Regions from separate parts of the Mus musculus genome. Here all the other regions are linked to region 1. A link is a loop called in an ENCODE intact Hi-C map of the cell type or tissue named here. Cell type or tissue: heart. All regions are shown on one strand.

Evidence for each region. Peaks named below come from ENCODE experiments on the same cell type or tissue, not always from the same donor. Only the 100,000 strongest peaks of a DNase experiment are listed, where the experiment ranks them.
Region 2: it touches region 1 in a loop (3-fold over the local background); 12 of 42 quality-filtered maps call a loop at or near these places.
Region 3: a loop joins it to region 1, with 2.6 times the contacts of the local background. A loop is called at or near these places in 15 of 42 quality-filtered maps.

Annotation. Positions count from the first base shown.
Region 1 is chr11:63,922,207-63,930,206 of GRCm38, reverse strand. It overlaps Hs3st3b1 (heparan sulfate (glucosamine) 3-O-sulfotransferase 3B1), which reads left to right and starts at 7,923. Exons shown (of 2, transcript NM_018805.2): 1 at 7,923-8,000. In heart, a CTCF peak has its summit at 4,765 (motif pointing left); DNase peaks (open chromatin) are centred at 4,906, 5,646, 6,736 and 7,796; H3K4me3 peaks cover 3,640 bases; H3K27ac peaks cover 1,475 bases; H3K27me3 peaks cover 2,839 bases.
Region 2 is chr11:64,216,624-64,224,623 of GRCm38, reverse strand. No RefSeq gene overlaps it. Among named protein-coding and RNA genes, the nearest start is that of Gm12290, 56 kb to the right of the region's middle. In heart, a CTCF peak has its summit at 3,524 (motif pointing right); no DNase peak of the experiment used is centred here; H3K27me3 peaks cover 1,016 bases.
Region 3 is chr11:64,076,062-64,084,061 of GRCm38, reverse strand. Cox10 (heme A:farnesyltransferase cytochrome c oxidase assembly factor 10) reads left to right here and starts at 4,590. Exons shown (of 7, transcript NM_178379.3): 1 at 4,590-4,726. The coding sequence starts at 4,684. 2810001G20Rik (RIKEN cDNA 2810001G20 gene) reads right to left here and starts at 4,578. Exons shown (of 2, transcript NR_033780.1): 1 at 4,285-4,578; 2 at 803-1,409. In heart, no CTCF peak of the experiment used is centred here; a DNase peak (open chromatin) is centred at 4,561; H3K4me3 peaks cover 2,326 bases; H3K27ac peaks cover 1,370 bases.

The sequences.
Region 1 (8,000 bases):
TAGCGGTAAGCAAGCTTTTGCCTACTAGATGCAACAACCAACAAAATGTCCCCATATATTGTTAAATGTCACTAGAAAGAGGGTGAAGGTAAAATCTGTCCTGAGTGAGACAGGCTGAGCCAGGGAAAGGGGCTCAGGAGAGCTGGAAGAATATGGACATTTGGAAACAAGGGGACTATGACGAGAGGAAGGGCTGCAGACAGTGATGTAAGTCGAAAACAAAACCGGCTAAAGCCTGCAGTGTGGAGGAGACAGTGTGAAGCTGAACTCAGCGTGGATGGAAGAGTGTCTTCTGGCTTCCTTGGACTCTGGAAACATGCTATCTCAGACGTGTTCAGCTCCAAGATTCTCCTAAGAGAGAAGTAAGTAGCAGGGCTGGTCCTGGGGCTTAGTGGGAGAGCACAGAGCACTGTTGACCTGTTGACCACTCCATAGAATGACAACACTGCCTTCCCAAAGGCACACAGCAACAGAGGCTGCCCCTGGACTCAGGACTACCCCGCTGCAGGGCACAGCCTCAGTAAGCAGGAGGTATCCCCACTGAGGGGCCCAGGGAAGACAGAACAAAGCAGGGGACCTAGCAGAAAGAGGAGACATAGAAAGCAGAACTGTGACTAATAAATACAGTAATACATTCTGCAAGAAAGCCCTTAAGCCCAGGAGGGTGTGGCCTCTCAGCAGCACAGGTGAGGGAGTACCTAAGTAGGGCCAGCAAAAAGAACCACCCAGCTGCTATAGATGCACATGAAATAAACGCAACAATAGGGCTGTTGAGATGGCCCAGCGGGTAAGAGCACTGACTGCTCTTCCGAAGGTCCTGAGTTCAGATCCTAGCAACTGTATGGTGGCTCAGAACCACCCGTAATGAAATCTGACACCCTCTTCTGGTGCGTCTGAAGTCAGCTACAGTGTACTTATGTATAATAATAAATAAATCTTTGGGTCGGTGCAAGTGAGGACGACTAGAGCGAGTGGAGTTGACCAGAGCCAGCAGAGGTCATAAAAAAATTCAATTCCCAACAACCACATGAAGGCTTACAACCATCTGTACAGCTACAGTAAGTACAGTCACATACATAAAATAAATAAATAAATCTTTAAAAAAATAAAAAAAATGCAAGAGTAAATAGAGCAAGTAGAACAGAATGAATGCAGAGAGCTGCCATTCTGGTGATACGGCCACTGGCTGGAGACATGGCTGGGTAGCTAGGAGCACTGACTGCCCTCAGAGAGGACTCAAGTTCAGGTCCCCATACCCACATGGCAGCTTATACGTGTCTGTAGGGCCAGCTCCATGACACCGTTTTGTGGCCTCTGTTGGACACACTGTACATATACATACAGGCAAATACTCATACTCATAAAATTAAAATAAAATAAACCTTTGAAAAACAGTCCACCGTAATTGAAGATTTGATCCTTTAAACAGAAGAGTTTTATAGGTAGATAGAAGGAAATGAAGGACAGAGCGCCGTGTCAGACATACACCCCTGAGATCACATTTACGTGAGACAAATAATTTGAAAAAAAAAAAAGTTTCTTCTATACTTGAGGGTATGCTCTGTTCCAGTTTTCAGCTACTTCAAAATTCAATGACTTCAAAGCCCAGTGCTCAGAGGGTAAGGATGCTAGCTGCTGGGCATGAGAACCAAGATATGATACCTGGGACCCACATGGAAGAGGGAGAGAACCAATTCCTGAAAGTTGTCCTCAGACTTCCACATGAATGCTACGGCACGTGTGCATACTACCCCTGAATGAATGAATGAATGAATGAATGAATGAATGTAAAGCCTCAAGTTAGTGACTTCAAGTTACGATGATTTGTTTCATCATTAGGTGGTGGAACCATTCGGAAGCAGAGGCACTGGTAGGAGTCTGGTGGGTGTCCTCTTACAGTGGGGCCTCATTGCTTTCTCCTCTGGAGGGAGTGATGCTATATCTCAAGTGGCCAGAGAGATGGGGGAGGGGCCATGAGGCTGAAGCTTCATGGCTCCATCAGCTCCCAAGATCATGCATCTTTAATGACATAGGGTTAGGTACTGATGCTCAGGAAAACACAGAAGCCCCTGTAGTGACATCTGGGGAGAAAAAAAAAAAAAGAAATTATAAAGACGTTAAAAGTTCATGAAGGAGGGCAGTGTCGGAATACTGGTCTTTTAGGGCAGGAACCTGTTCTGTAGGTTCTTAATAATGATGGATTCTTGCCATTATCCACTTGTCAAACCTCACAGAATGTTCTACACTGAGGCCAAAGCCTAATGCAAACTGTGGGTCTTTAGTTAATACCCTATCAATACTGGCCATCAACCGTAACAATAGTGTAGCACTGAAGTTACCTATATACACAAACTGATAGGCCATGGTCACCCATGTCAGGGTAGAGTTGCTATTTAATACTCCCAGCTTTTAAAAATGAAGTGCAGGGCTGGAGAGATGTACCAGCGATTAAAAACACCTGTTGCTTGTTCCCAGCCCCCTCATGGTGGTTCATAACTATTTCTATCCACAGTTCCGGGAGGTCTGTTGCCTTCTTCTGACTTCCGTGGGCACCAGGCACCCACATGGTACATGTACATACATGCGGGCAAAACATTCAAACACATAAAAAATACATGTAGAGAACTGTATTAGACTGTGTACTTAGCAAGTATGGCTGTGTCTGGTTTGGTTCTGAAAGAGACATAATCTATATTTCTTGTACATTTGACTTTTTACTTTTTCAGGAGCTATGTGATTTTCCATCCTTAACAAGTAAAGGTAGTTCGACACAGATGAACTAACAGGTGCGAGGATAGAAACTGTACACAGATATTGCTGTGGAAACCGTATAGGAATAGGCCGGGGTTGCTGGTATGAACCATGCCAGAAATGGTAGGCACAGATGGGTCCCGTGAAGTGTGCAGGTGCCCTGTTCACCCTTCCCCAACTGCAGAAGGGTCAGGAAGCAAGTTTGGGCAGAGGGCAGAAGTGGAATTGAGACATGGGTCCACACCTTTCACCCTTTCCTGACCCCATAGGAGGCTCTGGAGCAGACATGATTTCAGCCAATCAGCAGAGGATGCCCTGTGACAGGACCGCCCTTAAGCCCCGCCCCACTGCTCTCTCTCTATAGGGACTCTGCAATCAGAAAAGGCAGCTGGATGAATAGCTTGCTCTCAGCTGGTTGTTGGGAAAGAGATATCCTTGGGCTAGAAAGTGCTTACTGGGCTCGCTCCAGGGAGCCCGCAGCTTCCTCTACAGTGAAAGCAGGGACAGAAGGCAAGGCGGACCTGTTGGAGAAGCTCAATGCCCTGCCGTCCATGTGGTCTCAGAGATGTTCCAGAAACCCTTGTCTTGTTGTAGAGTGTTAAAGCTCCCCCTCGCACTTTTTTAAATCGGGCACTCAAGAGGCAGAGGCAGGAGGATCTCTGTGAGTTCAAGACCAACCTGGTCTACAGAGTGAGTTCCAGGAGAGCCAGGACTACATACCTAGTGAGGCCATGTCTCAACAAACAAAACAAAACAAACAAAAGCCAAACAAACAAATAAAGAAAGCTTGTTTTAGACAGTGGGGAGCTGGGTGTCCTGTAGACACATAGTAGGGTTGTAGCACAACTTTGTCTCCATAGGAAGTTTCTAGTGGAAAAATTAAATGAGATTAGTTTTTTTTTTTTTTTTTTCAGACTTCTGTCCATCCATTAGTGAAGGGCATCCCCGGGAGAACCGAAGACAGAAGTGGTGGGGACGATGATGATGATGATGATGACGATGATGATGATGGTGTGTGTGTGTTTATATGTGGGGAGGGTCTGCTTCTAAGAGGAAGGGCTGAAGACAAATCTATGGCCTGATCTTCTGCGGCTCAGGAGAGCGACTTGACTTTGACTTTGACCAGTCCCGCAGGCAGGCAGGTAGCAGGGAGGCAGATTATAGAAGCAGTGCAGATCTGCTGGAGCACAGGTCAGTGTCCACACGGGAAGAATCACTCCTTCCAACTGGGAGGCCTGACGAAAGTATAATCACAGAACTCTTTAATCAGCCGGAGAGTCCCAGCTGTGAAGGTCTTCCACCTGAGAAGACCTCCTGGTAGGGCCTGCTGACAACCAAGCTATAGCTAGAGGACATCCTGACAGAAACTGTGACTTCCAGAGCAGGGAAACATCCATCCTGAAAGGCTCAGGAAATTCCTGGGTTCTCTCACTTCCCATGCCTTGCCCAGGTCTCCAGGGTACAGGGTAGGGTGGGCGGGGAGGACCCCGGCCCAGGGTGCTGTTCATGGTGCAGGAAAACTACGGAATCAGCGCATCACTTAACCCTCACGTCATAAATTCAATCTGAGCATCACACTTTTTTTCCCCCCTTATGAAATGAGAACTCGCATCCCTAGCGAGGCTGGCAGCTGAGTCACTCAAAGACCCCAGACTTTATTTACTCAGAATCCAGGCTCAGCTCTCCGTGGGGGCTGATGTTGCCTCTCACAGTGGGACTTGGGGACTGAAGCTTTTCTAGCCTATTGGTCAGCCACTGCCTCCACCCCTACCCCCCACCGCCATCTCCAGGAATTCCTTACCCATCCTCCCCATCCTATGCTTAGCTTCTAGGCTGCGGCGCCTATAGCCTTTTGGGGAAACAGAGAGGACACTGGCGCCTGTGACGTCCAGGAGGCGCCAGCAGCCTTAGGTGCCGAATCTAAGCCAAAGTTGAAGCCTCTCCGCCCCGCTCTGCTGAAACCAGATTGCCGCAGCCAACAGTCCAGCAGTAGCGCAGGTCGGAGCGCTCCCTGGTGGGCGGGCAGGGTACCCGCGGCCGCGCTCACAGCCAGTCCCTCCAGATCCGGCTCGCAGCTGCTCAGTTCCAGGGGCGGCAGAGCTGGCAGCGGGCAATGCAGAGGGTTCCGGTGGCAGGAACTGGGGCTCTGGGCCACCGGTTCAGGCCGCCCAGGAAATGCCTTCTCTGCCGTTCCGCCGGGACAAGCGGGGGATGGGAGGGCGAAGCCATCAGAAAGGAGGCGGGTCAGGCGCAGCTGCTAGGATGGAAGCCGGAGAGCGTGTTCTGCTGGAATCTTAGCTCAGGCCATTCCTTTTTAGAAAGTTTGGAGTCACAACAGGTTGCTAGCTACAGGACCCAGGGAAAGAAGGCAAGGACCACCACTGCCTTGCAGATTAGACTGGGTACTCGCTCTCATTAGGTAACCATGAATAAACGAACCCAAATAAGACATAAACCTCAGGTGTGCTGAAGCTGAATTCTCCCCTTAACATATTTTCCAAAGAGTAAGCATTGTGGATAAGTTTATTGGAGGGCATTTTTTTTTCTTTTTCTGGTTCTGGTGGTAGCACTTGTTGGATACCCAGGAACGATAGATAAAGGTAGGGGGTTCCAGTCAGATTGGCATCAGCTCTGCCCAAGATCGAATCTCAGGCTTCGCATTTGGTGTGTAAGGCCAAGCAAGAAATGGCATCTGCTGAGGTCTGAACGAGGGAAGCTATGGCACAGGAGTAACTCCCAAGTCACTCCAGGATAGCTCCTGGGGAGTTTGAAGGCCAAAGGACCAAAGCGTGCAGTCGCAGCCTGCAACTTGCTCCGAACTGCAAATTCTGACCCCGCCCACCCGCTGACCTTGGACGGCCGAGGCCCTGGCTTGGGGCATAGAGAGAACTCCCCTATTGTTCTCCGCAACCGGACCTAGTAGGCCAGGCTGCGATTTAGCCCTTAGGCGCTCAGCTCAGCGCCACACTTTTGGCAATTTCCGACGCCCACGTCTTTGCTTCCACTCGTTGGCTTCCTCCCTCCACCCCCGGAAAAAGAGACTCCAAATATATCCGGTGGTCTCGATGTGTAATCGCTCACTTAATGGCCTTTGCTAACCCACAGGACAGGGACCATTTCTATTTACACGTAGTCAGGCCTTCAGGGAGCCACGTGGGAACTGCAATTCACCACTTTCAAATCAGCAACTTCCTTCCCATCTAAATAACGAGAACTTGAAAAGGCGCCGGTCGGAGACCCTGATCTTTCCTTCTCGAACTGAAAACAAAAAGCCGGACTAGTGCTCAGAGATGCATTTGTTCCTACATTGACTGATTAACTTTTTTTTTTTTTTAATGAGGACTATTAAATCACTTCGAAGAACCCACATCTCAGCGACGGCGGTGGGGAGGGGTGTGGAAACCCTAGAAATCCTAACAGCTGCAATAAAGGAGAAGAAAGAAAAGTGTCCTCCGACTAAATGATTTCCCTCTCAACCGTTTTGTAGGAAATTGTCTTGGGCTAGACACATAGGGATGTCAAAAGAGTATAGCAAGAGCGCAGAGGTCCGGTGGCGGCCGCTCTGTCATCTTTGGTCACCGCTATGGCTAGGATGCACTTCAAATCCGAGGTGCACAACTCAAACCTACTTTTTTAGCTTGGCTCTACCGTCCGGAAGCCGGACCGTGGAGGAGCAGCAAGAGCTCTGGGCACTTGGGGACATTAATTCCGGGAGGGAGACAGTATGCACTCTGATTACCCCCACACTGTCTCAAATAGTTGAGTAAAGGGAGAAAGGATAAGATCGGTTCCGCTTCGCCCGCCGGTGCCCACCGGGAAGTGCAAGGCGCCTGTGGCCGCAGAGTGAGTCACCTCCTGCGTCCCCGCGGCCTGCACGGGGGTCGGAAGGAATGAAAATTCTGTCCCGGAACCGCACGCAGCCTGGCGTTGGAGGCCTTTCGGTCTTGCGGAAAATGGATTCCAGGCACCGAAAGGCTCTCAAGCCGCCACTTGGGTGAACGTCCCCATCCCGACTTTCCTAACTCCGATCGCCAGCGCAGAAATTTGGCCAGGCATCAGCGCCCGAGCTTCCCTCACCAGAGCTGACAGTTTCTGAGAAGACCCCTTTCCGGGCCGCCCCCCTGGACAAAGGTGCGAAACAAGGAAGCCTCGGAGTGGATTTTCACCATTAAATAAGTGCTAGTCACTACTCCTGAATTTACCCCATATCAACATTCGACTTAAAAAAAAGTTATTGGGGGAAAACGCCTAGGATTCAGTACAGAGTCATAGGTCAGAAACCCAACCAATCTTCTAAGCAGGGGCGGATGCCGGCTTAATTGTTTGTTCAAGAGAAAGAAGTTAGAACATCTATCAAATTAATGATGCCAAGGAACAGATACCCATATAAAACTCCGACATGTGACTTTAAGTTTCAACTAGTGTCTTTAAACTAAACAACCTTCCTTCTCTCTGTTCACCCCCCAGGCCTTTTCAGGAGAGTTTGGAAAGAGTGAGATAGTGTTTACGTCTGTCCCTATTAAGCGCCAGGCACAGGGAGACCATTCTGGACAATATTGAGAGAGCGGGAAAGTTAGTGACTTCCGCCGAGGTTTTCCCTACTTAAACTTCCTAAATCAGGGTCTGTTGGAGGCCCTTCCCTGAGCCCCGATTATGAAACTGGGTTTGCGGGTGGGGCTGGAAACACGTCTGGTCGGCTTTCCCTCTTCCATCCCTGTCTCTTTTCTGCAGCTTTTACACTCAGGAGCCGGATGGCGGGACCCTTGGATGAGGACTGGCATCTTTGTCACATAGGCAACTATAGCCAAGACTGGCCTCAGAAGCGAGTGTGGAAAAGCGCGCGTGTATAAGAGAGCGCCACTCAACCGGGTGGGACCTCTTTCAGCGTTGGGTCACTCCAGCATCCTCACCATCTGCTCCTGTCACCAGCCGATGGCCTCGCCTCCCTGAACCCGCCCCTTGAATTCTGAAGCCAATAGCAACCCCATACTGCTCTACCCCCCTTCGCGAACCCTTTCCACACCCCCACGTTCCGAGAGACGATTGGCTGTTTCGACTTGGGTGAAGCTCCGGCATTTGCATGCTGCTCGCGCCTCCTGGTAGGTAGCGCAGCCCGTCACTCGGAAGGCCGGGACCGCCCACTCCACCTCAGTGCTGGGCTCTCTTCCTGCGCAGTTCTCCGCCGCAGCCTCAGCGGGCAAGCGCCGGGGCTGCTCTCAATCTCCTGGCTGCGAGGAGGCAGCCCCGGC
Region 2 (8,000 bases), 290 kb before region 1:
TGTTCATTGGTAAATTGAACATTTGGGATTTTGTTTTAAAACAACAGGCTATAAAATGATAAAATGATGTCTCAAAAAACAAACAAACATAAAAACAAAAACAAGAATGAAAACAAACACAAACTAAAAATAAAATCAAAATGGAAAAAGAATGGAAGGGAAATCTGAACTAGTCACAGATCCAACATCTTATCTGAAATGTGTGAGAACAAAGGGGTTTGAGTTTTGATGTTTTTATTGTGGAATATTTATATCTACACAATAAGGTATACTGGGGATGTTTTACAGCTCTATACACAAATTATTTAGGTTACTTCTATGTCTTAGCCTGAAGATAACTTTATACAATTATCTCAGTATTGTGGTGTTTGACCCATGATCCATCATGAGGCCAAGTGTGGAATTTCCACTGATAGCATCATGTTGGCATTCAAAATGTTTCACACTTTGAACTATCTCAGTTACGATTTTTCAAACTAGAGATGTCTAGCCAGAGTTAAGTAAAGAGGGGAGCAGAAAAATGCGCTATCATCTGTGGTTTTAAAAACAAGTATAGTTGTAATCGTTCTAATTATATGAAGTACCTTTGAAACAAATATGCACGAAACCAGCACTGGTGTGCAGCTGGGAAGAGATAGCTGCCGCTTTAAGGGTGAGAAAGAGAGAAATCCATGTGTTGCCTTCCATGTTAATTATTCAAAAACCTAGGTAGTGCCTGGAGAGGTGGCTCAGAAGTTAAGAGCCTGTACTACCATCACAAGGGACTCACGTTCAGTCCCAGGAACCTACGCCAGGTGGCTCACAACCACCTGTAACTCCAGCTTTATGGCATCTGATGTCCCTTTCTGGCCTCTGAGGGCACTTCACTCATATGCACAAACCCACACAGAAGTAAACACACATTGTTAAAAAATAAAATCTTTTTTTAAAAAATAACTTAAAAACTTGTATTTCACTTTCGCTTTTAAAAAGATCATCATGGGAACCCACCCCAGGCAGTAGGAAGAAGGCACATGTCATGGGTGTTTGAGTTATTTAGTCAAAATATGTGTCACTTGCATTTGGATTATTCAATGTGAAGCCACTGTTGAAAGAGACCAAGGGCCAGGCAGTCAGTGGTGGCTTATGCCTTTAACCCCAGCTCTTGGAAGGCAGATCCACGAGGATTTCTTAGTTTGAGGCCAGCCTGGTCTACAGAATGAGTTCCAGGACAGCCAGAGCTACACAGAGAAACCCTGTCTTGAAAACCCAAAAAATAAATAAATAAGAGAGATTGAGAGAGAGAGAGAGAGAGAGAGAGAGAGAGATTGAGAGAGAGAGAGAGAGAGAGAGAGAGAGAGACCAAGAATTTTCACGTATCTCTGAAGGCACTGCAGCTGGGATGTGGGCTGGAGCCACAAAATGTGTCTGTTAATAGAATTCCTGTCTCAGAGGTGCAACGCTGCCACCCGAGCGACACATGGAATCCGGCTTATTGATAGATGAATAAGATTGAACATGACACCTGTGTCCAGGGAATCCCCTGGTGCCATTTAGCTAACACTTAGAACAGCTGCTTTAGAGAAATTACCTTCAGACCGGGCTCACCCTGGCAGAACAAAATCATCACTTTAAGTACTTTCCCAGTTCCCCATAAATGAGGATTCTTGTCCTGCAAGAGAGAACAGTGCCATATTTTATTCAAAAGCGACTCTGTCGATTCGTTTTTATTTCCCCTGCTATCTACCTTAGATCACAAAGCCTGTTACAGCAATGTCTTTCTGAAGGATTCCGGCAGTGCCATCTTTGCAGACTTCAATGGCCATCCGAAATTTATGCTCAGTGAAGCACAGGGACCTTTCAGTGTCTGCTCTCAAACCGCTGTTGCAGCCTGCTCTCACCCACCCCCATGCCTCTAGACAAGAGCCCTGGGCTGCCTTCAACCCTGTCACCATCTTCCCAACCTCTAAGCCATTGCTCAGGCTTGTCTCTCCATTACCTTCTTAATGAACCACCGCTCGTTTATCAGGCCTTGGATCCAATTCACCTCCCAATGACATATTCTTCAGCTCTAGGAGACCAAATTGATGGATACCTTCCTAATTCCAGGGCAAAGACTTGGCATGAATCCCTACTGCACCTGTTTACCACACTGCCTGATTGTGTCTCTCACCCATCTCTCCCCAGTATTTGTCATCCCCATTAGGGACTGGTGTAAAATATTCATGTTTATACCCACTGTGCCTAGGTTACCAGCTTCCAGAACACAGGAAATGCTCGGTGCTGTCTCTATAGTGCACATGAATGCTCTAATGGCTGCTGAAATTTCCACTTCCCTTCCTCATCTCAACTCAGGCAAGCTACTTTGCCTCAGACAGGCTGTCGCACCCCAGGCAAGTTGCCCCAAATGGAACTTCTACTTCTCTCCAAACCTTCCCTTTCCTTTGTCTCTATTCTTCACGATGCACACCCAACTATGGTGTGATACTGCTGAGCCCCAACCAGGATGTCTGAAATAAAACAGCCAGCTGTGTTGATGAAGATGTGGACTTTTCATTTGTTACCAGCAGTATGCATGGACCGTGAACAAAGATGTTCCTGACAGCACATAAACTGGACACAGCCCATCACCAGAAAGACAGAAATATATTGAGTCATCCGATGGAATGCTACAGAGAAGTGGAAAGTTTTACACAGCAAGGAGAATTTAAGTGTCCAAAACCAAAACCAAACAAACAAATCAAAGCTCTAAGTCAGGAAAAACTTGTCTATGATAGAAATCATTGCTTGGAGCATGGAAACCGTGAGGAAAGAAGGAGAGCTCTCCTGAGATATGGCTAAATATTCCAATTCATGATGTCAGGTACTACAGTCCTTGCATTTTGAAGCTGTATCAGAATTATGATTTGTATTATACTGTACTAAAAACAAAACCCCACATCATTTAAATAAAACCATACAACATCTAGCTTGCACCTTCATATACATGTAGTCATCATCAAATGGTAACTTGTGGAAATTTGCTGCCCTCCATGCATCTAAGTACATTTGGGAGGAGGCTCAAATTGGTTTTGAGTTGAGCTAAGACCGTCAGTATGTATATTAAGTTTACCTTTGACTTCTCTCCTTGGAGAGTATTGAAGCCAGTATCTGTAGAGCTCAGACAACCTAGTTTTGGTTCTGTGGGTGGCTGGATAGCTTGAGTGCCTCCTTCCCTGTGGAATCGTTGGTTAGACAGGGGCTGTTTGGCGTCTAGGATGCCAGCAACTTCTACTGTATTCATCTCCTTCAGATCAACACTATTTAAAGACAGGGCCACAGATCAGTGGGTGCAATATTAACCGTTTAAAGCTTATTTAAAATGCACATTGTAAACCCCACCTGGATGACCAAATGCGTTCCAGAAGGCAGGATCCCAAGTTTCTGTCTTAATAAGATCCCCCAAGTACATTAATCGTGGTTTTTATATCCTATGTTGGAATGAAATTGCAGTTTGAGCTTAAAATGTGCCCCCACGGGCTTGGGTGTATGAACACTTGGCTCCCAGCAGGTGGTGCTGTTTGGGAGCTTGAGAGATTGAGGAGTGTTTAGGACATGGACCTTAGCTGGTAGAAGGTGTGGCTAGGAAAGGGCCCTGAAAGTTACAACTAATGCTACTTTCTACCTACCTACTTCTTTTTGCTTCCTTGTCCACGCCATGCATATAAAGAAGCCACTGTCACACATACCAGTTGCTATTAGCTCACCACCCTTTCTTTCCACATGGGCTGAAGCTATAAGCCCAAATAAATTTTTCCTCTCTTAAGTCACTTTTGTCAGGTGTTTGGTCACAGTGATGAAAAAGTAACTAACACAGGTGTGTTGACAGCTGGGCCCTCATCCATTGCTTCAGGGTTAGCCAGTTTTTAGAGCTAGTTACTCAGAGGGTATTTTTCTGGTTGAACTTGTCAACCAGAGCCCACCCACTAATCATGCCCTCTATCAAGCTCCGGGGCTGATATCTACCATCCCTGATCTCCCCAGGACCAGCTAACAGACCACCAGGGACAGCCCTTATGCCAGAGAGCCCTGTGTGAGTACAGTAAGCTAAGCTTACTGGTCTTTCCAGCCAGGTTATTCATGCAGGAATCACAATGCATCTCATGCCTACCTCTGTCCCTTCCCTGTGTGGCCCCAGCATCGTGACACATCTCACTCTTAGTAGTTGTAAACTATAAGCTACTTTTTCTTTCCCTTTAAAAAGGATGATTCCTTTTACTTTGTGTGTGTAAGCATGCATGAACAAATCGCCCTAGAACATTAGTGGGAGGTCAGAAGTCAGCGTGTAGGAGTCTGTTTTCTCCTTCCATCATAGGGATTGAAGTTAGGTCATCAGACTTGGCATCAAAGACCTTCAGTGGCCCTGCCTCTCACAAGCCGCACAAACATTTTCAATGTAGTTGTCACCTTCTCTGTTGGTCTCTCTATGCCTTTACTATAGTCTACTGGGTTTTTCTGGTTTCTACCTTCATCCAGACTTCTGGTTTACTACCAAGACAACCTCACACAGGTCTTCTGCCCCGAGGCTACCACAAGGTGACATACAGGTTTTGCTACCTGTACTACACTGCCAAACTCCTCTGGAACCAGAAAGCCCTTGTGCATCACCCTCCAGCCCTCCACCCCATCTCATCAGTTCCCATCATCCTTTGTACATGATTGTCGCCGTGTTGACCCTCGCTCCAGGTTTTCCACTCTTAAAGTTGAAAGTTAAATAAAGCATAATAGCTGTCACTGTCTTTAGTGAAGGAAGCTCAGAACTACAACAGGAAGGAAAATGTTCTCTTCCTCTTCCTCTCATTCTTTCTCTTCTTCCTCCTCCTCCTTCCCCTCCCTCCCTTTTCATTTCCCCCATTCTCCTCATGTTTCTCTAATGAAAACTTGTGGAGTTTGGGGAAATGCAAAACATCAGGCAATCTCTCAGTAGCTCTTTTTTTAAACATATATATATATATATATATACATATATATATATATATATATAAATTTGGTTTTTCGAGACAGGGTTTCTCTGTGTAGCCCTGGCTGTCCTGGAACTCACTCTGTAGACCAGGCTGGCCTTGAACTCAGAAATCCACCTGCCTCTGCCTCCCAAGTGCTGGGATTAAAGGCGTGTGCCACCACTGCCCGGCTTACTTATAATTTTTACTTTTGTACTTATCACTGTAACATCTTAGAGCCAAGAGCAAATAGCTTTGTATTTAAAGAGTCTCTGTGGTTTCTCCTTTATATATTTCTCAGATTGAAATCCTTCAGAGTCCACCAGACAGCAGAAAATTCTATTATCTCTCAAGTTCTCCCCTCAGTATCTCCTCTTCCATGGATGCCGCTGTGATTTTCACTCTGAGTAGAGCTGTTCATTCCATTTTCATTCTCATGGCAGTTTTCTGGGACTCTGTCATGTAACCCATCCTCCTTTGTCTCCCAGCTGGCTGCATGTTTAATAAAATTAAATATATTGTAATATTTAATATTATAATGTTAATACTATACATTATACAACATTGTATGATAATAATACTATATTAAATACTCATATAAAATGTATGTTTAATATAATACTTATGCTATAATAATATTGTAATATGCACATATAAATGTAATCTAATATAGACACTATATATTTACACGTATATTCTAAGAGACTCCTTAAAACAATATAAGCTATTGCTGTTGCCTTTGATTTCCTCTCAGAAGGCAAGCCCATATTGCTAAAGATAACATGCCTTTGAACACAAGACTCAGAGGATCCAAGCTGGCTGCGACCTGAAAGCCTCCTCCCGGAAGACTAGCTTGTATAATACCAGAAGGTTCTGTGTGAGCTACCAACGGAGGGAAGCAGCTGGTAGTCCTACACAGCTATGATGTCAGCAAACCACAACAATGACCAGCATGGCAAGGTATCCTTAAGGTTGTGAGAGTCACATGCGTATCTTGGTAGCAACCAACAGTTATCTAATTGAACTTAAGGCCTGATCAACAGGAGAGAAATTCTGTCTGGTACTGGAAACTGAGTCAGCTACCCATATCTGGAGAAATCGTGGATCTTAAAGGAGCACCTACAATCTCCAGTTTTCCAGACCTAACTATATTCTAAGTACTTAGACTTAGATCCACAGACAAGCATAGCTCTCACCAATCATCAAAGAAGCTTCCCTTTGTCTTTGTATCAGAGACCATTATAGAAAACCACAAACACTCAAAATGCAGAGAACAGCTGATCAAGGCTGTTCACTTCCTTGGATACATACAGCACACAACCCCTACACCTAAGATTCAGGGAACATCTCAGATGACGGGGGAGAAAAGAGTGGAAGAGAGGCAAGAAATCTGCTGTGATACTGTGTCTCCTAAAAATAACATGGAATCTCTACCCATAATATCTCAACAATATGGCTGCCCAAAGAAGACCTGAAAAATCATCATCAATAGACATGCTAACATAGGAAGGGAACTATCACAGGGCTGCAAGCTTAGACAAAAACCACAGGCAACTAAGAAATGCTGAGAGGCAGAGAACTAGTTTTCCATAGGGATAAGCCCCTTAATCAGTTATCCAATGCCAAGCTGTCAGCTATGAAACCATATCCGTACAACCAATACTAATGGACTCAACAGACTGTATTTATACATTTATGCACCTCTATGTGCAGCAATAATAAAGAAAATGATTTTAATTCTCAAGAATTTGGAGGGAACAAAGCAAGGATGGAAAGAGTTGGGGGATAAAATGACAGGAGGGGAAATGGTGTGATAATATTTTAATTTTTAAAAAGCAAAAGTAAAAAAAATGCCTGCCACATCTAACTACATAGTTTACAGTGTTTCTCTATAAAGTGGCCTTCTCTTGTCCCTGAAGGGACTGAAGAAAAACCTTTGGCTTCATAGTTATGAATTAAGAAGAGAAAATCATAAATATGCCCACAGTTTGGCAAATATCATCTTTAGAACTTTATTGGGTAGAGAAACGTTTGCTGGCTCCAGAGTACTGACAGTCATCCAAGGTAATTTTACAGCAAGTTCTCATACTTAAAATCTTGACTTGGACATCCACCAAGTCCATGCAGGAGTATTCTTATATGGCCAGGATAGCTCAGCTGCTCTGGGAGAAGAGGTTCTCCTTAAGAAGTGATGCAGAATAGCCTGAGGAGGAGGAGGAGGAGCTAGTTGCCCTCTTGGGTGTCAGAAGCTACAAAAGTGCATCCTGGGATGGCAGCCAGATTCAGGTGTAATCAAGCATAATGCAGGCAGCATTGGGATGGGAATTAAAAAGCCTGGGACACGATCAGGAGGAATAACTGGGCCCTAGGCCACCTGCTGTTTGGATGTAGCTAAGGGATGTGTTAACATTCCATTCTATAATGACTGCCTTTCTCCTTGGTTCGTAAACCTCTTTTTCCTTAGCTCAGAGGTATAAGCTCAAATTAGTTCCTGTAAGTATGATGTCTACAGTATGAAGGGTTTATAGAATCACATTTGATCTTCTTCCTTACATGGTGTAAATGCTTTGTGAGTTCGCTCCATGAGTGCCAAGCGTCTAAAATCTACCCACCCTTCCCCTTTATGACCTGGTTTTCATCAGTTTTGCTTCTTGATGAATTCCTAGATTAGAGATGAATGCATTGTTTATTTTCATGCTTCTGTTCCTGAACTGCAGGCTTTAATTGGAGGTCTTCTTATAAACCTCCAGGCCTCTGGAGCTCACCTTTCTCCTTTGATTGTTAGTGTGTAGCTTCCTGCCATTTCCAGTTGCCGAGTTCTAAAGGATGTCAGGTTAGCTGCGTGTTCCTCTCCCTATTTCCTGACTTCCATATGCTGCTGCCTACCTGGATGTTGGCCCATGATGAGCTAAAATGTTTCAGACCCACACAGGACTGGATGAATATTCCTGTGTCTCTTACTGAAAAGTAGCTTCCATTTGAATACCCAAAATGGGTAGCTATTTCCATCTGCCAGGACTCTGTTCCCGGGGCGTTACCCAT
Region 3 (8,000 bases), 150 kb before region 1:
TATGGGACACACTGTCTTAACAAATAGACCTGGTATGGCAGATGGCTCAGCTGGTCAAATGCATATCTGCAAGCCTGAGAAGCTGATCTCAACTCCTGGAGTGAACCCATGGGAGGAGGAGAGGACCAACTCCTGAAAGTTGTCCTCTGATCCTCATACACATGTCATGGCTCACAGGAGGGGGCCACGCACACACACACACACACACACACACACACACACACACATCCCAAATTAAAAGAATACAATAAAAACAAAGTAAATTTTGTTTCTTGTTGGTCTAAAGGTTAAAGGTATAAATGCAGAGGAAAAAGAGGCTCACTGACAAGAAGTTGTAGCTGGTTCCAGAAAAGATATAAGAAGGTCCACACATTCTTAGTCATTTATTAAAGATTACTGTCCTGGAAGTCACCTAACTGGGATTTTGCCTGCTAAACTGTCTTCCCCACATCTTGTACTTTGAACTTGTATAGTATTTAATACTGATGGTTCACTTATGAGAATACATAACCATTTCCCCATAGTTAAACAACAACAACAACACCCATCACCACCACCACCACAACCAAAAACCCTCAGTCTTTAACAGGGTTCGTAAGGTTATTATTTTTCTCAAGCATAGGTTGTTTTTTTTTATTTATGCTTTTTTTTCCTATGCTCAGAACATTTTACCATCACTAGGCTCCAATACTGTGAAAAGGGCCAAGTGAGGAGAGGGATGCCTTCCTGATGTGGTAAACCAGACATTCTGACATCACCAAAGGAGGTGGGTGCACAGTAAATAAGAAACATGAAACAAAGCTGTACAAAATGCCCTTTTATTTTTATTTTTAGTGTTACTTAAAGCCTTACAGGTTTATTTTATTTTAGAAATGGTTAACACCTCAACCCCATGGTGCATACCTGCATTTCTAGTATTCAGAGGGCCCAGGCAGGAGAAACACCAGTTTAAAAAAAGTCGTAGGCTACATACTGAGGTCATCTGAAAAAAAAAACAAAAGTTCAAACCCAAACCTCATCCTATTTGACTTTGTCTTTTTAAATTGGGCACAGCATCCGTCTTGGAGAGCTGCCCCAAGCTCAGTTGACTCTGTCTCATGTATCTGCAGCAAGCTTTAATGCAGGTTGTTCAGCCCCCTAGGCCATTCACTAAATACATCAGCCAGGATACAAGAAACTGGGGTTTATTTGTTCTTCCGGCTTGTTCTAGCTTCAGGATGGCTGTCTCAGCGCCAGGGTTCATTCCCAACCCTGCTTCCTGAAAATAAAACAGGCAAGGCAGAAAGACCTCCCTTCACATGCTCAGTAAACAACAGCAACAAAAATGTCTCCAGAACTTAAGCAACAGGTTCTTCTTTTTCTTCTCTTGTCTGGGCAACACAGCCATCCTACGTCACTGTCCAAAAACTCTGGAAAACGAAGTGAGAGATGAGGGTGGATGACATTATGGTATTTTAAAGCAACTCTGATTCCTCTTTGGTATTGGGAATTCTTTATCCCTCGCTATAATCAGTGTCTATTTATTACAAAGGTGGCAAAGAGAGCTTACCCAGTGCACTTTCCTGCCACTCTCCCATTCTAAATAATTGTAACCTTCACTTTTAGTATCCCAAGACTCATGGGTGGAGCTGAGCCCTGGAAAGTAAGGATGGGAAAGGGTGCTGGCAGACTATAATTGAGGTGCCTATCTGGAATGATCTCAGAGAATGATCCCACTCTGATGTGATCAGTCACCTTAGAGGAACAAGGGGGAACTCTGAGGAGCTGAGCTGGGTGGTCAAGTTCCCATGAGGCTGTAAATTCCAATCATTTAAGAGTAGAGCATCTACTCTAAGAATTCCCATCAGTAATTTACAAAGCTGCCATGCATGCCAAACTGTGCCTAGAGCTGGGGATGGGCCAACCACATTGTTACAGGTGCTCAGCATGGCTCTGCCCATGAGGGCCACAATGTAGCAAGAGTGGCAGAAGGAGAAGGGGCTAGTTTCTCTTCCTCCCTGCTTCCCATCTGCTGGAAGCACAGTTTAAAGATGTTACTCCCTAGCAGTAGTTGAGTCCTCTTGAAGTTTTCTCATCATGCAAAGAATCAGCATGGGGCTGGAGGTAGAGCTTAGAAGTGCCTGCTTCATTTAAACCCTCAGTAGCAAGGAACAAAGGAAGGACCCCAACTCACGACCATTAAAATATTTCTTTTTATTTATCCCTATTGTAAGTAAGATTTTTTTTTTCCCAGAGAGGAAGTATGCTGATGCCAAGGAATACGAAGCAGAGGCTGGGGAACTTGTAATCAGTGAGAAGCTGGCATGATGAATAATGAAAACTGAGGGAGTCTGTGGTGGTTTGAAAAAAAAAAAAAAAAAGACCCACATAGGCCCATAGGGAATGGTCCTATTAGGAGGTGTGGCCTTGTTGGAGGAAGTGTGTCACTAAGGGGTGGGCTTTCAGGTCTCAGGTGCTCAAGCCAGGCCCAGTCTTTTCCTGCTGCCTTCACATGCTGATGTAGAACTCTCGGCTCTCCAGCACCATGCCTGCCTGAATGGCACTATGCTTCCCTCCATGATGATATGAACTAAACCTCTGAACTGTATGTCAGCCACCCTCCGTTAAATGCTTTCCCTTGTAAGTGTTGCTGTGGTCGTGGTACTTCTTCACAGCAAGGGAACCTCTAACTAAGACAGAGTTGGACAGTCTTTAGACAATTTCTATGAAAATAACACCTATTATCTCCATAATGTATTCATGTATGAAATATATGAAGATACTTATATACAACTATCTTCATAAAATTTTACATCTACAAAATTGGTATCAACTGTCTACACTAAGGTTTTAAGTATATTGAAAGTTGTATAACCACCCCACAATCAATTTAGGACTATTTTCATTTTCTCTCTATCTAAATGAGCCCTGTACCCACCAGCGACATTCCTCTTTTCTCTCTACTCCTCCCACTAGCACCAGGTAATTACTTACCTACTGCCTCTCTTTAATGACTTAAGAATTCTGGAATTTTCATACACATGGAAACTATCTAATACATGGCCTTTTGTGATTGATTTCTTCAACTTAGTATTGTTTTCATGGTTGTAGTATGTATTTGCACTTTATTTTCATTTCATGGCAAATAGGCCAGTATGTGGATATGTCACAGAATATCAGTTGATGTATAACTTGAGTTATATCCACTTTGGGATATTATGAGTGAATGAATGCTGTCATTTGTCTTGGGAATATACCTGGGAAAGGCACAGCTGGGTCAGGAGGTAGCGCTGTGTTTAACTTATTGAGGAACACCTAAACTGCTTTTCCAAAGTGGCTACAATATTTTATATTCCTATAAACAATGTATCAGGATTCCTACTTCTTCACTAACTTGTTAACTCCTGCTATTGATTAATTTTGTTTATAGCCATCTTATAGGTGTACAGTCCTATCACTTTTTGGTTTTATAACACAAATTTTAAGAGACAACTATAAAGAGATAGGAAGTACAGTAGACTGCTATACAATCTACAGTTTGAATCACGCAATCTCTCTAGCCCTCAGGTTCCATACCATGTAACCATTGAGTTAGGTATCTGAGATCTAGTTTGTAAAGGGCTAACTTATTTATGATGATCAGAGTTCCAGGAACAGTGGGTCTAATTAACCAAGATAGCTGTAAAGCAGAAGGCCTCCCCTAAGCAGCACTCACTGTTGGTGTGATTAGATCCCAAATTGTGCTTTTCATTTGTTGATTTAAGGTTTGTACTTTGTAATATTTCACTTAACACAGCATTTCAAAGTGCTCGAAAAACAGTGGATTGAACAGTTGTTAACTTTTCAGTTATTCACCAGAAATCCATCCTCTTCTTCCTTAGTCTAAGATTAATTTGATGGGGACAACCATTATCCTAGGTCCACAGTGATGAACTGTGATGGGCCTCAGAAAATCCCATTCTCTGCTCTGTCTTCCTGGTAAACTGGAAAACTCTCACAGTTCCTTCTACTGAGCAGCAAGTTGGCTCTTCAAAGCCTTTCTTTAGCCTACTTCACAGAAATGCTAACCTCATTCCATAGCGCTTTCTACCTTATCCCTATCGGGATGACGCTCACCATGACCAGTTCTTGCTGCAGAGACACAGTGCGTGCTCTTACACAAACTCCTGTCTCAGTGGCCCCTGATCAGCACCTGAGGTGAACCACAGAGATCTCACCTCATCGCTGAAAGCAAACACAAACTGCCCTTGTAAGTCATGTTTTGCTCTTTTAATGAGTTTCTTTCTTCCTCGTTTTTTTACTTACCAAACTCCACGAGAAGCCAACAGCCTGCGCAAGATCAGCCTGGGTGACAACTGAGGAGGCATTCAATTCTTTCAAGCTCAGGGGACTGCCGGGCCGGGCCGGACTCCAGAGCCCTAACCCCGCCACGACTCGCCTTCCGCCCGCGGGCTCCGACGATCTGTCCCTCCCGGGCAGAGAGCTCACCTAGTCTACATCTGGAGCGTCTGAGGGGAAAGCGAAAGCTCTACCATCCGATCTTTATAAGCTCCGCTAGCCTAGCTTTCAGAGAGCGCTGGGAGCCGGAAGTGACAAGAGGAAGTCCCGCCTCACTCAGAGGGCGGGCTAGCAAGATGGCGGCGCCCAGGAGCCGGTGAGGTGAGAGGCGTCCTGGGGTCCTGGGGACTGCTGCACCAGTACGTTATGGCCGCGTCCCCGCACACCATTTCCTCGCGCCTCCTCACAGGTATTGTACCCGGTTGGGAATGATCGTGGACGAATTGTTTTCTTTTTTGCCATGTGCGGTACCGTGTTGCCGGCCGCCTGCAACCTTGGAAGCCCTTGGCTTGTCACTTGGCAGGGAGGTGACCTTTAGGGTCACCTGAAGGGACGAGGCCAAGTATTGTGGACCAGCTTTGCACCGTAGGCCAGGTGGTCCCTAAGGCTTGATATCCCGTGCTCTTTGGAGTTTCAGACAGTGCAAGATGGAGGGACAGGATAAACCATGGGGCTCCACAAGCCTGGCACATGAGAGCCGCGGTTCCTGGCCACCGCCTTTTAATGACAAGAAGCGCACCTCCCCCCCCCCCCCCCCCCCGTTAAGGAGCTGTCTTCCAGCTTAAAGTGTTACCTTAATCACCATGATAATGATAACTGCCAACTGAATCCCATTGAGCCAGCGCTGTACCATCAGTATGGCTCCTTCCATCAGAAGGACTTTTGACAGATGTGTGTTTATCACAAACTCTTGAAAAGCTCCTATATTTTACCTTTTCAGGGAGGCCAACCTTAGCACTCTAACTAAAATAGGAGTCTTTATCCTTCTTTTCTTATATCATATTAATTTATCATGAATAACACACGGTGTAATTGTTCACACCTGCAGTACAGATGTGCAACAATTTAGTGTGTTCCTCCCAGTAAGAGAAACACTTTGTGAAAGTAAAGATAGTCTGTCTCCCTGGTTCACCACTGTATCCCTCATGCCCAGAGCAATGCCTATGTGCATTGGTGATGCTCAGTCATTTGTGAATGAATGAGATTGTGCTGGTAGAAATTTTAAAGAGGAGGTTGGTTTTGTGACTAGTATCCATGGATGGTGGCAAAGTGATCTATAGTACAGACAAGATAGTGGAAGCCATTGTGTACCTTCTCACAGCCCAGAACCATCCTGTAGGCCTCCCTGTCACTTACACACTGCCCACTGTGTCTGGCTGACTGTGGTGATCACTGTGCTTCTGTAGAGCTCTTTTCTCCCGTGCGTTTGTATGATCCCAGTGCAGATCATTTGACTTTCTTTAATGAAACATTTACGCGTCTATAATAAGGTAACTGAGCTAGGTGATCTCAAAGGTACCTTCTGGCTCATAAACCAGGGCAGGAAGTGGAAGGGTGGGTAGAAGAGACAAAGTTGGGCAGTACTTGGTAATTGTCAAAGCTGTGCGTTGAGTGATAGAGCCTCCTTGGACACCTCTTTTCATATGACTGTCATTTTCTAAAATAAAAAGTTTATGGGGTTCTTCGTGTGTGTGTGTGTGTGTGTGTGTGTGTGTCTGTTGTGAGTCTTTCTTGACTCACTTCTTTGTTACTTTCTGTAATCGCTGATTGTGAGTATTCCTCGATGCAGACACTCGGTACTCATTCTTAGAGGGCTCATCTCAGTGCTGGACTATCTGTCTGTACGGACGCTTCTTCTTTGTATACAGATTCCTCAGGGCAACCTTTCTTTCTACTTTTCTGTTTGGTATTTCAGCTTCTTTTTTTTGGGGGGGGGGGTTCGAGACAGGGTTGGTTTCTCTGTGTAGCCCTGGCAGTCCTGGAACTCACTTTGTAGACCAGGCTGGCCTTGAACTCAGAAATCTGCCTGCCTCTGCCTCCCTAGTGCGGGGATTAAAGGCGTGTGCCACCACTGCCCGGCAGTATTTCAGCTTCTTCTAGGACAATTCTGTTTTGACTCTTAAGTCTCATCATGCTAGGAGACAGGTTGCATATGCACCCCCCCACCCCTCTGTTCTAGGATCAGCCTCTGGAGCTGTAAAACAGTGGGAACTAATAGCTTATTTTCTGAAATTGAGCATATCTTCAGAAAAACCTGCTCATATGTAAATATATGAAAGATCCCTCTAAGAAGTTTGATGGGAAGAGTCGGCAGAGGGATCATTAAGGTTGTTTAGTAACTAGCAGTTACTTCTGAGTTGGCTCATAAAAGTTTAAGTTTTTCTCATTTCCATTAAATATGGTTCAGGAACTTTAAGTCTCCTTAGTTGATTTACAAAGCCCTGCAGTCGCAGTCCAGTGTTAATGATGAGTATAGGTGTTCTGATTATCTCTTCAGATTTTAATATATCTGTTGAAAGTCCTGTGGATCTTAAAGTGTATTTTCATGTGCTTACTTAGGCCAGAAATTGCTTTTATTTTCTATGTATTTGTTCATGGACACTTGACACACTTTGACAAAACCAAGTCACTTATAAATACAGTTTCCAAGCTGTGTCTCTCCCCACCCCTCACAGTGTTGTTACAGCCATTCTGTACAGTTTCAGATTGACCCATCTAATCTAGAACGAATTTCCAGGGTGGTTCCAAGGCAAACATATATCCATTCACTTGAAAGTAAGCGTGTCATAATTGCGATTTGAAGATATGACTTCAGTGCCAAATTGGCTTACCTCTACTTTCAGATAATGGCCTTGTATTTCCAAGGACAGGACTTGTTCTCACAGTTCAGGAAGTCTACTTGTGCTAGTCAGTTACCAAATGTCATTTCACTTTGTTATATGGCAAGTGTCCAGGAGCTGTAGTAGCAGAGTTGACTAAAGAAGAGACTCTGCCATCTGAAGAACTAAACAATATGATGATGGTGTTTTGAGAAATCTTTCCTTGGGGAGATGGAAACAGTGCCTACTCTCTCATCATAAGGTCCTAATCAAAAACCAAAGGATGGTTCCACCAAAGTTCAGCCTAGGGAGCCATTGTTTTTATTGGGTTGCTTATAGAGCATGGGTGAGGGGGCTACCGGCAGGAGTAGGAGGGGATATCAAAGCAGCTGCACTTGCAAGTTTGTACCCAGTGTAGATGATGGCTTCCCCATAGCCATGAAAGGGCACCTTTCCCGGCCTTATTACTCTAGTATCTCTAAGCCTGAGGCCATATGCAGTTAAGGCAGAATAGCAAACAAATGGTTGTGAGGAGTGGCTGGATCAGGTGAGAGTCCAAGTCCTCCCCAACCCCTCTGGGAGGGAATGCCAGCAGCTATCAAGCTGGATCCTGATGGACTCTTGCAAGCAGGCACTGCCAGTCTAGTGAAGATAGAGGCTGTTTCATTCCGAGCACTGCATTCTATAACCGATGAGAACAGTTTGCTTCAGATTTAGAGATCCATGGCCAAACACTAGGCAGAGATTGGGGAAGCCCATGGAAGAGGAAGAAGGATTGTAGGAGCCAGAGAGGTCATAAAAACATGGCTGGAAGAATCAGCTAACCAGGGCTCATAGGAATTCATAGAGACTGAACCGACAATC